Linked DNA regions of Homo sapiens: region 1 is linked to region 2. A link is a contact called in ENCODE Hi-C data. All regions are on one chromosome and are shown on one strand. The core of a region is the stretch at or near the end of the contact, and the rest is flanking DNA. Distances in the headings are between cores, read along the strand shown.

The links. A loop is a pair of places that touch in the nucleus more often than their neighbours do. Pooled maps may share reads with other maps.
Region 1: a loop to region 2 is called in a map of heart left ventricle, with 2.8 times the contacts of the local background. The contact joins two enhancer-like sites. A Hi-C loop is called at or near these places in 5 of 168 maps with a recorded cell type or tissue (ascending aorta, dorsolateral prefrontal cortex, heart left ventricle and 1 more), 6 of 37 single-sample maps with no recorded cell type and 14 of 50 pooled maps.

What each region holds. Positions count from the first base shown.
Region 1 is chr12:93,740,005-93,746,902 of GRCh38, forward strand. All of the region lies in intron 2 of CRADD (CARD and death domain containing adaptor protein), which reads left to right. Among named protein-coding and RNA genes, the nearest start is that of CRADD-AS1, 5.6 kb to the left of the region's middle. RefSeq lists enhancers at 1,314-2,270, 2,271-3,227 and silencers at 2,314-2,483, 2,514-2,603. Within about 2 kb of position 2,352, at least 32 of the 41 ENCODE cell types and tissues checked have a DNase peak (open chromatin) inside an H3K27ac peak, as active enhancers do; they include ascending aorta, where a contact is called at or near this core.
Region 2 is chr12:93,968,936-93,975,890 of GRCh38, forward strand. It overlaps LOC105369912 (a long non-coding RNA gene), which reads right to left. Exons shown (of 3, transcript XR_001749263.2): 3 at 741-914. Among named protein-coding and RNA genes, the nearest start is that of PLXNC1, 180 kb to the right of the region's middle. Within about 2 kb of position 3,861, at least 2 of the 41 ENCODE cell types and tissues checked have a DNase peak (open chromatin) inside an H3K27ac peak, as active enhancers do; they include ascending aorta, where a contact is called at or near this core.

The DNA of each region.
Region 1 (6,898 bases), core at 1,102-3,601, 230 kb before region 2:
TAGCATAAAATACAAATGTTTTTATTTTAGAAAACATCATAAACTAAAACTTTATTGGAGGAGTTTGGCTAAAGATTCAAAAATATATAGAAGTAAAAATATATTTAAAACTGCACAGTTTTTACAACAGCATGTATGGCATTTGGATTCAGAATTTTAACTAGCAGTAACCTCATCTGTTTAGTAATGAATTTTAAAATAGAAAAAAAATCTGCCAAAACAGACCAGTTGTTTATTAGCTATTTAACTTTGATGAGCTGAAATGAGATAGTGAAGCAGAATAATTAGAACAACTTTTTTTCTCAACATCTAAATATTTCTCTTTTTCATTAACATTTCAGTTAAGTTTGAAGAAATTCCAAAAATGAGATTCTCATTAACTAAAAGGAATTCTAAGGGTTATAAGCCATCTACATTTTTTCTATGACCTGAAGACTTTTTTTCGAAAACCAATTTTGGGGGAGGATTGTCAGATTTACCTAAGGTTTTGGTTTTTAATTTAAAAAAATTTAAAGAAACTATCTTAGTGATTTTTGTCATCATTTTTATTTGTTGCCATGATTAATATATGGAAATAAGATAAATTGGATTCTATTTCTGTGAAAGCCATATTCTTAACATCAATGCCTACCTAAAAAATATACGAGTCACACTTGATCATTCAGAATCATTTTGAAATTCTCTGGTAATCTTTTAAAAAGCCAGCGTTGACTAGTATTATGTGGCTAGTTATATTTATTACAGCAGTCTAGTTATTGTTTGTGTAACTATAGTTTTTTTCTAATAGAAATAAAATGTCTATTTGCAGGATAAAAAGAAGTATGTATATTTGATGATTTTGTTGTAGAAAATACTTAATACCTTTTAAAAGCTGTTTGACTTTCGGTTTTAAAACAGCTGTGTAGCTTGGTGAGTCCTGCAGATTCCGGCTTTCTCTGTGGCCTTTGAGCCAAGTAATTTTTTGCAACATTTTCCTTTGCTTTCTTATAAACACTCAAAAATTATACTTGCTTTTCCTGAAGGCCAGCTATTAAGTTAGAAAGCACCAAAGGTGTTATGAAATTGCCCTTTATTTTTTCGTACATCAGGGAGGAATGATAGATTTTGTGTATCTCTTGTGTGTCATTAGAACAGAAATATTTAGGGCTGCTAACTCCCGGAGTTGTGTACTTACCCTTATTACAGATGCAATGATTTTGTCTGACTGCATTGCTTTAAGATGAGTTTTATTGCTTTCATGCTTAGGCAAGGATATTTAATTTTATTTGTGTTTAGAGTATCTTGTTGTAATATACTTCTCCCCCATCTTGTGCTCCTAAATTTGGGATAAGCATAGAATCCTTTTAAGAATGTAGGTTATTTTCCAGTTTACTAGAAAGCATGACACATATAAATTAGCGACTAAGGATTATAGCGTCCTTTCCTAAAGGTTATCATGAAAAAAAGTTAAAATGTCAAAGAAGATCCTACTCCAGTAAAAACAATTTACTCTGTAAAATCCTGATACCTCATAGGAAGCTTTGGATCTTGTTCTCAGCTACCAAAATTCTTTAAATATGAAAGTTAACATGACAGGAAAGTGGAATACACTCTGTGCTGAAGACCCACTGTTCAAGGTGTGTGGTTATTAATCTGGGTTTGAATTTACAAATTATATGGTCTGATTAATTTGTAGATAGGGGTCGGTGGAGGTTAGACGATGGGCTTTAGAACAAAGAGGCTGATAAAATACTACTCACAAGCCTTTCTGCTTGTTTGTGACTCTCTGGAAATGCCATTAGATAGTTCTCATAGCTATGGTCAAAATAAGTAGGCTTAGAAATAAAAGACATTTTCTCCCCTGTAAAAGGAGGCGGCTGGCCTGTGCTCTTTCTAGGCTCTTCCCAGAGACAGCAACCTCGGCTTCTGAACCCTTAGTGCTCATTCTATGCTCCACCGCGTCTCCTCTACACGCCATGATCTTTGTTATCTGATTTGCTAGCCATTGTTATGGAAAGTTCTCGACTGTAATGCAAAAAGCTCAGCCTTGGGTCCTTGCTAATGTCAGCAACCCAAAGGCGCCCCTCAAACCACCTCGAAAAGAAAAATCCTTTAAAAGATGTCAAACTCTCCTTTCATGTTAGCCCAAAATGAAGTTCCCGAGCAGCATCTGGCAGAGCAGGGTAATTCAATCTATTTTAATGCAAAGATTTTCCAAGAAGGCAGGAAGCCGTCAAGGAGAAGGCTTTGAGGCATCTGCTGTTTTGTTTCCAGATCCCTTGTGTTAATTTAATGTTTCTAGGGAACCCGGCTCTTTCTTTTTTCTCGGAATCCCTGCTCTAGGAACTGGTGAGTGCGGGGGCGCTGTGGGAGCTGCAGATAAGCCAGCGCTTGGCCGGGCACCCGCGGGCCGCGCAGCGGGGCAGGGAGGCGCGCGGCCCCAGCCGCCCTAGGGCGCCGGCTGCCTCTGCGGGCCCCGGCTGCCCAGCCCAGCGCGGGGAGGCGGCGCCGACTGCCGGGGGGCGCCTGCAAGACCTGTTTATTTGCATTTGTCCAATTTGGCTCAAGTGAAAGGTAAATACGGAGCGATCAGCTTGTCCTCACTCCAGCAAAACCAGGGAAACTCAGCTCCATCTCCAGGAAACAAACCCAACCCAAACCTGAGTGAAACGTAAATCTTGCATAAACAAACACGTTCTTTTGCTTCTGGGAAGGAACACCGGAGAAATGGGCATTCCTTCCGACTGCCCGCCTCCCACTGTCGGTAAAAATGAGCCGTCACAGGTTGCCGGCAATTTCTTGTTGTGTCCCGAGCCATTCCGCGGATCTTGTTTTGAAGGGGCGAGTCAGGTGTTTGTGCGGCTCCAGATCCTGAACAGGTTATGCGCTGGGTCCTTCCTTATCAGGAGGGGGGTCAGGCTGCCCTCCCATTCTCATCTTCCGCCCCAGACCAGAGGCTACACCAAAGTTCACTTTTGAAAAGAAATCCTGCAGAATTAAAAATAAATGTCTGCCCTTTAAAATAGTTTCGTTTTAGTATTATGCATATTTCTGTTTAGGAACTTGTAATGCTAATAATTTATGTTGCTATGACAATTGTCCTGCATACCTAATATTAAATTTAATGAATTAATGTGGCGTATAGAGTAATAGTAACTTAACTAGTACTCCGATAATGCCAGTATTCCCTGTGTTACTAAGTTAATGGAATCAGAATTTTGGAGTTACAATATAGAGGTTTTTTAGGCCAATTTTTCTATGGGATTCTAGGGATCTTTTTATAACATTTCTGCTTTTCGAAGCAGTCTATACCATTGCTGGAGAGCCGTAATTACTAGGATGCTATTTCTTTTTGTTTGTTTGTTTGAGACAGGGTCTTGCTCTGTCATCCAGGCCGGAGTGCAGTGGGTCCAACTCAGTTCACTGCAACCACCACCTCCTAGGCTTAAGCGATCCTCCCACTTCAGCCTCCCCAGCACCTGGGACCACAGGCCCTCGTCACCGTCTGGTTAAGTTTTGTATTTTTTAGTAAAGATTTGGTTTCGCCATGTTGCCCAGGCTGGTCTCGAATAGAACATTATTCCTTATAGTAAGCTGAATTCCCTGTGTAATTATTCTTACTGTCCCTTCAATAATAAAAGCCTAAAATTATTCTTACTCATATATTTTAGTGAGGGTGGTGCATGCTTGAAGACCGTGATGAGTGTTCTCTTCTTATATTCAGGGCAACTATGATCACATATTGGGCTCCAGATCCTTGCTTTATGCATCTTCTTTTGAATTGTTTAGAAACAATGGCAAAATTTCCAATTTCAAGGTAGTGCTTGAAATTATGCAATAAAATGTTATGTTAGCAACATTTTTTTTTATTTTAAAAATTCCTTTGATTATTTCACACTTATATCCTGTTCTCTGTTATGGTAGTTTTGTTTTCTATTTTATTTTTAGTTTCTATGTAATTTATTGTGCTTTAGCTGAAATCACTAAATAAAGATAAATGAGTTTAACAGACTCTTATGTGCTCATTTTTGGTTCTTTTTTGCTTTACCCCTTGTATTCGTTTTCTATTACGGGCATAACAGATTACCACAAATGTAGTGGCTTACCATATCCATTTATTTTCTCATCATTTCTGTGGGTCAGAAGCTTGGCACAGGATGGCTCTCCTGGCTTCTGTGCCCAGGGCCTTCACAAGGCTGAAGTAAAGGGAGCAGCAGGCCTGGACTTGTACCTGTAGGCCTTCCAGGGGAGAATCCACTTCCAGGCTCACTGGCAGAATTTAGTTCCATGTGGTAGTTGTACTGGGGGCCCAGTTGCCTTTCTTGGAGAGCACTAACTGCTGGCTGTTACCAAGGGTCTTCTAGAGGTTGCCCATCTACATCTTCAAAGGCAGCCACAGTGTGCAGAATTTGCTTTAGATTTCCCTGCCTTCCCCTAATGTGTTTCTCTTCTACTTTTAAAGGGCATGTGATTACAGTGGCCCAACTGGATAATCCAGGCTAATCTCGCTAGTCAACTTATTAGTAACCTTAATCACACTTGCAGTGTCCCTTCATAGCAGTACCTAGTTAAGTGCATGATTGAATAACTGGGTAATGGGACTTCTCGGGAGAGATCTTTGACATTCTGCTTACCATACCCCTCTGGGTACCACTTTGTTGTGATGGTAACCTCATAAGCAGCCATTTAAAAGAGATTTTAAGCATCTTAATTTTGAAAATTTTGCAAGGTAAAATTAAAATAAATCCAAGTAACATCAAATATTACTTATACATAATTCTAGAGGTTTAATAAAAACAATAAACATTCACCATAAGTAGTTGTTGCTTTTAAAACCCAAAGTTTTTCTACCTTGCAAAATCTTCCTTGATTTTCTTGTTTTGTTTTGGTATCACAATAGATCAGTTTCTAGTACCACCACTATATAAAATAAAAATAATAATTGCATTTTAAAAAGAATGGTTTTCCTCTGCACTCTGATTTTAACCATGGAAAGTTTTTGGTATATTCAAATATAATTCTATTAGATTCCAATTTTGAATAAGAAACTGGGTTCCCTGACCTAGCTGCCACTTACTCATATCTAAAATGTACTTGAATTTGCAGCTTCCAAGTTGGGCACATGTAAACCCCCTCTTCACTTCTTATAGAGCTGCATAATTCTTAAAGCTTGTGGTGACGGGAGGGCACACTTGCTTATACGTCCAAATTTACTGTTTATGGATCTCGATTACTGTTTTCTACTTAAATTCTAATTTTTCTCATTCATTAATTTTAACTGGACAACTATTCAGAAGTATGAATTACATATGGGCAAATTCTAGTGCTTTGAAATTACTGGAAAAAAAATAAATGGATGATCAACAGATGCAAGGAACAGAAAATGTTTGGCTTTTAGGGGAGTTTTATGAATACTCTTTTGGACTTCCCCACTTCCTTTTAGTAACTCCAATGTCTTCCAGTAACTCTAGCAAGGAGGAGGCCCAGGGAGAGAAATGGGGATCTCACAGTCTCATACTAGGAAGCTGTGCTATGGGGAAGTGACTGGTGGTCTGGAGATGTGAGGTAGAGGCATAGGCAGCAGGTATGTTGACACTTGAAACCAGTACCTCCTCAGCCCTTGCGGGAAATGTGATAATCCAATCTTAGCCATATATCTCAGGTGACTCTATATCTGAAACGTGCAATGTAGGTAAGGTACTTCTGTTGTTTCTCCTAATTTGTGACTATTTTCATATAATGAATGATGGTCGTGGGCATTTTGGTATAGAAGGTTTTAATTATGGCTCAGTATTTGTGTAATTAACCAAGTGGAATGATTTAGAGTTCTGATATTACTGAAGTCTTTACAGCTGGAAGTCAATGGATCCATGCCAGTACATTATTAAGTATACAATTACTTATTTGCCTATTTATCCCTTCTCCACCTTATTACAAAAAGATATTGAGGAAACTTACACACATACACACACTATTACCACCACCACCTAAAATGAATAGATGAAATTAAGGTAAAGGGAAAATAAGGCTAGGAGAAAAATAACCATGCTAGGATGAATAGGGTTAGGGCAAAGAACATGTAATATAAAATTCTATATGGGGCTAGAGCTAGGCTGTAAATTTGGCTCTGGATTTTCTAGCAGCCAAAACAAAAAGAGAGAAAATTAATGAGCTACAGGATTCACCATATTCATAAAATGATTAAAGAAGATTGGGATTTTCCCTTGAACCCATCTTGTTTGAAGTGGGGGCATTTGATGCTTTCTTTCTGCTAGAAAGGTTAACTCTGAGTTGCAATAAAAATCATAAAAACACAACTTTGGCAGAAACATAAATGAACAGTATGACAGAATGGAAGCAGTTCACAGGATTTCTAATATTACCTCTCTTTTCCTCGGTCCACATTCTAATATTCCAATATGCTCCTCAGCACACAGAGTGGTCCAAGAAGATTGGCCATTCTTTCCGGAAGTTGGACTTCCCTGAAGATTATGTGGGAATGGGACGTGGAACCTGATAATTTTTTTTGCAGAATGAAAACTTTTATCATGAAGAATTTTTCTTTATTGCATACTTTTATACAGTTAGGCCCCAACCCGGGAATTAGTGGTATTCCAAAAGTTCCTTTTTAAGTTGCTTGTTTGAAATTAAGAATGTATTTCCCTCCAAAAATGATGTTGGCTACAATCTAATTTCAGACTTGCGATGAACCCAAGGTTCAAAGAGGTTAAATCTGAATAAATACAGTTCTACAATTCTGTATTCAAAGCCATTGAGACCAGATTTTGCTGAATTTGGATTTTTTTTTTTTTTTGAAGAAGGAAAGAAGGATAATATTGTGCATGTACCAGTCATATAGCAGTGTGGTCTGGAGCAGGATCCTATAATCAAGCACATTAATATTTCTGCAGTGAAACTG
Region 2 (6,955 bases), core at 2,611-5,110:
TACTACATCTGTTTCCTGGGGCAGCCATACCAAATAACCCCAAACTCAGGGGCTTAAAACAATGGCAATTGATAAACTCACAGTTCTGGAGGCCAGAATCGAAAACGCAGGTGTTGGCAGGGCCACACTCCCTCCAGGGGCTCTCGGGGGAATCTGTTCTTGGTTTCTTCCAGAACCTGGTGGCCAGATCACTCCAACCCCTGCCTCTGTGGTCGCATTGCCTCTTCCTCTTCTGTGGGTTTCCTCTGTGTGTCTCCTATAAGGACACTTGTCATGGTATTTAGGGCAGACTCAAATAATCCAGGATGGCCTCCTCACCTTAAGATCCTTAATTTAATTACATCTTCCAAGACTCTTCTTTCAAAGAAGGACACATTCACAAGTTCTGGGAATTAGGACATGGGCATATTTGGGGAGGGGGACCTCCAATCAACTCACTACTATCGTCAAGTGCATACTCTTAAGCAGTTCAAAGTTCGCAACTCGGTTATTTTTCACCTATTTTAGAAAGAGGTTGATTTTACACACCACATTGTTCTTTCAGTGACCGACATCTTATAAAACCCAGAAGTAAGTAAAGAGCATTTATTGCCATGGTAGCCAGTTTTGTCACTGAGAAACAGCCCAATGTATGTTCACACTGTCGTATTAGGAAAGCAAAAAGAGTAATTATATTAAAATAAAATACAGCTTCCTCTCTTCTTTCTTTCCTTTATTATTTCTGTGACTGACAGTCTATCAGATGAGGCTTTTTTTTTTTTTTTGCTGAGGTTGCTCATACAGACCATGTTGATGTCTCTAGAGGTTCTGCATGTAAGGAAAGCCAGATTTTTCACCTTTGACAAAAGTGGAATTTTTCCATTTAATTCTGCATTGACTAAGGTCTTCTGGGAGATTCTGTGCAGTCTCTGTACCTGAAATGCAAAGTCATTGTGAAAGAAGCTCTACGACAGAATAAAAATTATTACAATTCCAAAGGAGTTGGCCTATAATTAATTGTATTTTAAAAGGAGTTTCATTTGCTTTACTGCTTTTTTGGAAGAATTAAATGTAATTTGATCTCTGGGAGAAAATACCAACCTCTTCATGTATATACTTGTTTTGTTTTTTTCCTAGCATTTGGTAAAAGTTAATGAGGCACATTTTTTTGGTATTGTTAGCACAAGTCCTTACTCTTGGTGTGAAAATATATTGACATTTGCTACCGTTTCTATATCATGTGTAAGTGATAGAGGAAGGGAAAAAGAGAAAGAATAGCAATTTGTTGTCATGGAAATGAATTAATACAAAACTGGTGGTTTGTACTATGACTTGAGATGCTTGGGAAGGGGGAGGAGGAAGAATGATAACATCTATATGATCACAAAGCCAAAATTCTTAGAGAAATACTGGCAAATATCTGGAGTGATTTTTATTCCCCATCTATCTAAACCCCTCACATGTTAAACCTATGATGATCTAACAGAACCAGACAAGGCCCTAAGAACTTTCACGTCTCTGAGCAAGGCACAGCCAAGTGCAGTGTTGGTAGATTCTGCATCCAGTCTCCGCATTTCTTGGACAAGTTTGACTCCAACTTAGATAAAAATAACAGAGGCATTTTTGGGCGGGCACAGTGGCTCACGCCTGTAATTCCAGCACTTTGGGAGGCTGAGGTGGGCAGATCACGGGGTCAGGAGATCAAGACCATCCTGGCTAACACGGTGAAACCCCGTGTCTACTAAAAAAATAAAAATACAAAAAATTAGCCAGGCATGGTGGCGGGCACCTGTGGTCCCAGCTACTTGGGAGGCTGAGGCAGAAGAATGGCATGAACCCGGGAGGCAGAGCTTGCAGTGAGCCAAGATGGCGCCACTGCACTCCAGCCTGGGCGACAGAGCCAGACTCCATCTCAAAAAAAAAAAAAAAAAAAAATACAGAGGCATTTTCAGCAGCTCCCCTTCACTTCCTGCAATTAGATTGGCTGCCCAATTTCCACTAATGCCCCATTTTCTGGCAAGTAAAACCACCATCACGGGATTAACGAGAATTACAAGTCAGGTTTTAGGCAGAATTATCTTTAGGCATTGACCAGGGCACATTTTGACCACTCCCTTGCAGTTGCTAACTAAGAGTCATATAATAGCACACTGACTACCTGCACCCATCTGGAACCCATTATTCCTATAGATAGAATCTCTGACAATAGACCATTTTACCCATGAATTGCTTAGGGCGTTTTTCAAATCCAGCAGAATGGCTGACGCCAACAAATGTAAAGACCCTCACCAAGGAACCAATTCAGCATAGGAATGCGGTTTCTTCAATACGCTGCCTGTCCCGTGACTTCACCCTTCACTTCTCAACAGATCAACAATCCCTACACGTTAGTCCATCACCTGTACAGACTCCTTAGAAACAGTATCCCCAAACCTCTTGCGGAGATGGATTTGAGGTTTTTTCTCATCTTCTCCTTTAGCTGTCCTATGATTATTAAACTCTTTCTCTGCTGCAACCCCCAGTGTCTCAGTATGCTGACTCACTGTGCATCAGGCAATGAACCTATTATAGTTACAGAAGGACTGTAAATCACAGAGTTGTCCCTTGTGGCCATGTCTGGACTATTGACCCTAGCTCCTAATCTACTTCCAGCCATTGGATCAGGGGTGGAACCTGGCTTAATTTGACCAGTTGCAGTAATTTGCTCCTTTGGGCATGGTTCATTGGTCCTGGAGTGGCCATCTGAGACAAACCAAATTAACCACGATTGTTCCCCAGAACTTTTCAAACTGGAACTAAGAAAAGAGAGCTGGTTTCATTTTGGAGGTGAAGATGTGGGCTCTGAGGCCTGGAATCTAAATGTGACCATGTGACCTACCTGTTAAAGAGATCATTTTAAGAGAATGAAGCATGGAGTGGCAGATGAGAGATGGGGAGAAATTCTACTGGCAGAGAATGTAAGTTCCCAATTCAGTTGTCCTCATAGTCCAGCTGCACTTCACATCTTCCCGCAGTTATGAGAATCCACCTCCAATAAATTCCCATTGCCTGACTAAATTATTTAAAGATGGGTTTCCATGCATAGAAATCAAAAAAAGTTCTAACTGGCTGGGTGCTGTGGTTCACACCTGTAATCCCAGCACTTTGGGAGGCATTGGTGGGTGGATCACTTGAGTTCAGGAGTTCGAAACCAGCCTGGGAAACATGGTGAGACCCTGTCTCTGAAAAAAAAAAAAGTTTTAACTAATATACCTCTCCTTACCCTTTTTGATTGTGACTTAAAGTATTCTCAGTTAAGTTCTAAGCATCTTAGGAGATGCTAGAGGCATGGGTGAGCCAAATAAATGAAGTCGCAGAGCCCCGGCATATTGCTGTGTTATGTGAGGCCAGAGGAAACCCAGGGAGTTCTTCAATGGGAATATTCTATTTTGATTTGCTGAGATCTGCTGAAGGCTCCTTCTTGGGTTAAACACAAGTATTCCCCCAGCTTGCAGAGACGTTTTTGTTTTGTTTGAAAAAGTACTGTATCAAATGCAGTCCTTTGGTTGGCAGAGCTCCTTATATATCTTCTACATCTCTTGTGGCACTTTCACATCCATTATCACATTTTTACCTCTTAAGCGTTCCTAGAGGTGAGTGAGGCCAAATGGTACATTACTATTTTAAAAGGAGGAGGCAACTGCATTCCAGAAGGATTAAGTGTTTTGTTGAGAGCTACTGAGTTTGTCCAGGACAAAATCAGCCTGAAAATTGGGTTTCCTGACTCTCAGGATTTAATCCGTGCCCTACCCACATTTGACCAAAAACAAATGAGTCTTGCGGCTTCTCTGGTTCTTAGTCTGAGAAGGCAAAGACAAGGGGCTGGGAAATGCCCCTCCAACTGGCCATGTGGACTTGTAATAAGCATGTAAATACCATGCTGGGACATGGCGGCAAGGCTCATTTGCTGCCTTCTCACAAAGTGGAATGGGAGAATTCGTTGCACGGTATTAACCAATTGGTTGCCTAGTAGTCTGGTGAAGTGTATTAAGGACATTACCAGAGCAATGTAAGCTAAGGCCAAGGAGGACAGTCTGACCAGAGGAAGACCACAGAGTATGTGTTTCTACATTTACATATGACTCAGGAGAGTTTGGCATCATAGCTGGGACCATTTTCCAAACTGAAAGAAGGAATTTCTCTACTTGCGAGGGTGGCTGGGCAGGCTCCATGGAGACAGAAGTTTGCCTGCAGAATTACTTGGCTTTGTGTATAGCTAGAGGTGGTCAACTACACTTCCCCTTCCAACAGGCAGCCAATTGGAGAGGGCTAGGGTTTGCAGATGGCTCTTCTGCTCTTCTCACCATGGCCCTGGCAAAAGCAACCATTCAGACTCCATTTGTGGTGAAAGGAAACACAGTTGAAGGGTATGTTTTACCAGGGATGAAAACCAAGTGAACCCAGGAATATATCGTGAGGCTCCTTTTTTCAGCTCAAGGCCCTGAAAAGAAAACTGAACTTTGTTGATAGTATTTGACTATTGTTCGTGTTTAAGGGCCTCCAAAATTTGGAAATGGGGGAAACAGGACTGACTTTTTAAGTGCTTAACTGTAATAACTGTAGTATTGGACTAAATGTGAAAGATCAACGGAAAAAGACAGGATGACTTCCAAAGCCCTTGGACTAGCTGGGAGTGGGAGGATGGTGGTGCAAGGGGAGGCAGTGGTTGGGATGGGCAACTGTGGAAACAGAGAAAAAAGACAGACACAGAGACAAATATTGGTGGTGCTCATTCAAACACTTCCCAATGGAAAAGAAGCCTTAGCCAATGGATTTTGGGGGTGCAATGCCACTCCTAGTGGGTAAATGTATCTAGAGGGGTATAATAGCTCTTGTGTTTGTGCCTTCACATTCTGTCTGTAAGACTATCTCTGTGTGACATGAAAGATGTACTGAGTAGCTTACTTTGCTACTGCATACCTTTGGCTTATCCAATTCTCTTTGATCTGATGTCACACTCAACAAGTAATCTCCTGATTACTGTTTAGCTCCTACAGGGAAAGAATGTATTGATCCTAGAAACTTCGGATATTCTTGTCCTTCTAAAGATGGTTTCTTACGAGAAGTGAATAACTTGGCATTCTGATGTTTTATATCAGCCTTTTGAATGTAATTAGCATGAGCCTGCCCTGAGAGACGCATGGCATGATGTGTTGACAAAGTCAGGTCTGAGCTCACCAGTCTAATTATCCAACTACTGATGATTGTAAATTTGTAAGGTAATAAATGATACACTGTCAGGCCATTTGGGAGACGGCCGGCCAACCTTCCCACAGTGGGGTATCCTGATATCACCCTGTAACTGAGAAATCACATTTGGAACTTTAATACAACCCTCTTTGAGGAAGAAATAGCTACAGCAAGGTAAAAATAGAGTGTTAGTGATAGGAGGTAGGAGTGGTGCTAAAAATGTTTATGGCATGAATATAGTAGCCGTGAGAATGTGTCTCACAGACTTCCAACCACAGGGAAGTAGCTGTGCTCTGAAATCTATTGTTATATTTGCACCGAGGCCACACTTCCAGTGGGTTGCTCCCAGTGACTGAGCATAGCAGGAATACTAAAGCGGGCCCATTCCTGGGAAACAAAAGACTCCTCTGATGGCTGATGTTGGCATGAGAACTCCCCAGCAGCCTTGCCAAATCTCTTCTAGATTGCCTAGCAGTCTAGAATGCTTCCAATCAAGCTTCCTTCCCATGCTCCTTCTTGGGGTCAGATTTTCATCATGCTCCTTACATATTTAGTCTTGTCTTTTCAAATTCCCTAAACAATCACAATGAAAAACATTGGATGAGATGTGAAAGGTCAATGGAAAAAGATAAGATGACTGATGACTTCCAAAGCCCTTGGACTGGCTGGGAGTAGCCAGGATCTTGCAGGAAAGAGATGGTATACTCAAATCGGGATACTTTGAGTACAGTTAAATAAAGGAATTGTTTTCAAAGTTATGGGCAGGGTATAGAGAAGCCACAAGGGAGAGTGTAGTTGTTCATGAATAGCTAGGTACAGCTCTCCACCCTAGGCCTGAAGGAGCAAGGGGAGAGAGCAGTTACTGAAATCCCAAGATTAAGAGGGCTGTGGGTAGAAGCTTGCCTTAAAGGCGCTAGGATCTTTGTATAAGGAATGCAGCCCATCTGCAGAATCCCCAAATGGAGTTGCTAAAGGAATCAAGACCCTTGCTTCCATGTACTGTCTCTCTCTGATCTCCTGCTTGCAATTGGCCCAGCCCAACTGGAAGCTGCAGGGAAATGAGCCTATTGATACCTCATGCGTTAGCCTCATGCATCCTACACAGGGAGAGAAAGGTGGAGAGTGGATCTGTAAAGGCAGGTGGGATGTCTCCAGCCGCAAGACAATGGTGCGCTTTTATGTGGTAGCAGCGAGCCTTCCCTTAAGGCTTTCCTATGGCAGCAATGACAAAAGAGAGCCCCGACCTGGGAAATGAAAGACACAGACTCCACTGAAGATAGTGTTGCGTGAAAGAAACAGCAAAGACTGTGAAAGAAATTCCAGCCCTGGTGTTCTGCCTGGACCTAGACAGGACCTAGCCCTGGATTGAAAACCGGAGCTATTGGTTTTTAGGCCTTGGGATATGGTGCTTTCTTCAGGATTGGACTCATGAGATAGTCTCCAAAGAGGTCAGTAGGTGGGAGGATATCTTTTCAGCCCAGAATGGGCTAATAAGATAAATTCAGAATTAAACTGCGACGACTGCTCAAAAACACAGAAAAGAAAAGGAACTGGATGGAAACAAAGGGAGAGCCTGCTGCTGGCATCTTTCTTTTTACCACTCTCCCCTGGGAGGTTTGTCCCTGTGGCATTGCAGTCTCAGTTGGAGACTTCTTGGAGGGAGCAGCAGAGCTTCTTGAGTCTAAACTGACATTGAAAAAAGGCTCTGTATTACAAGAATACATCTGAATTCATCATGGAAGTCAAG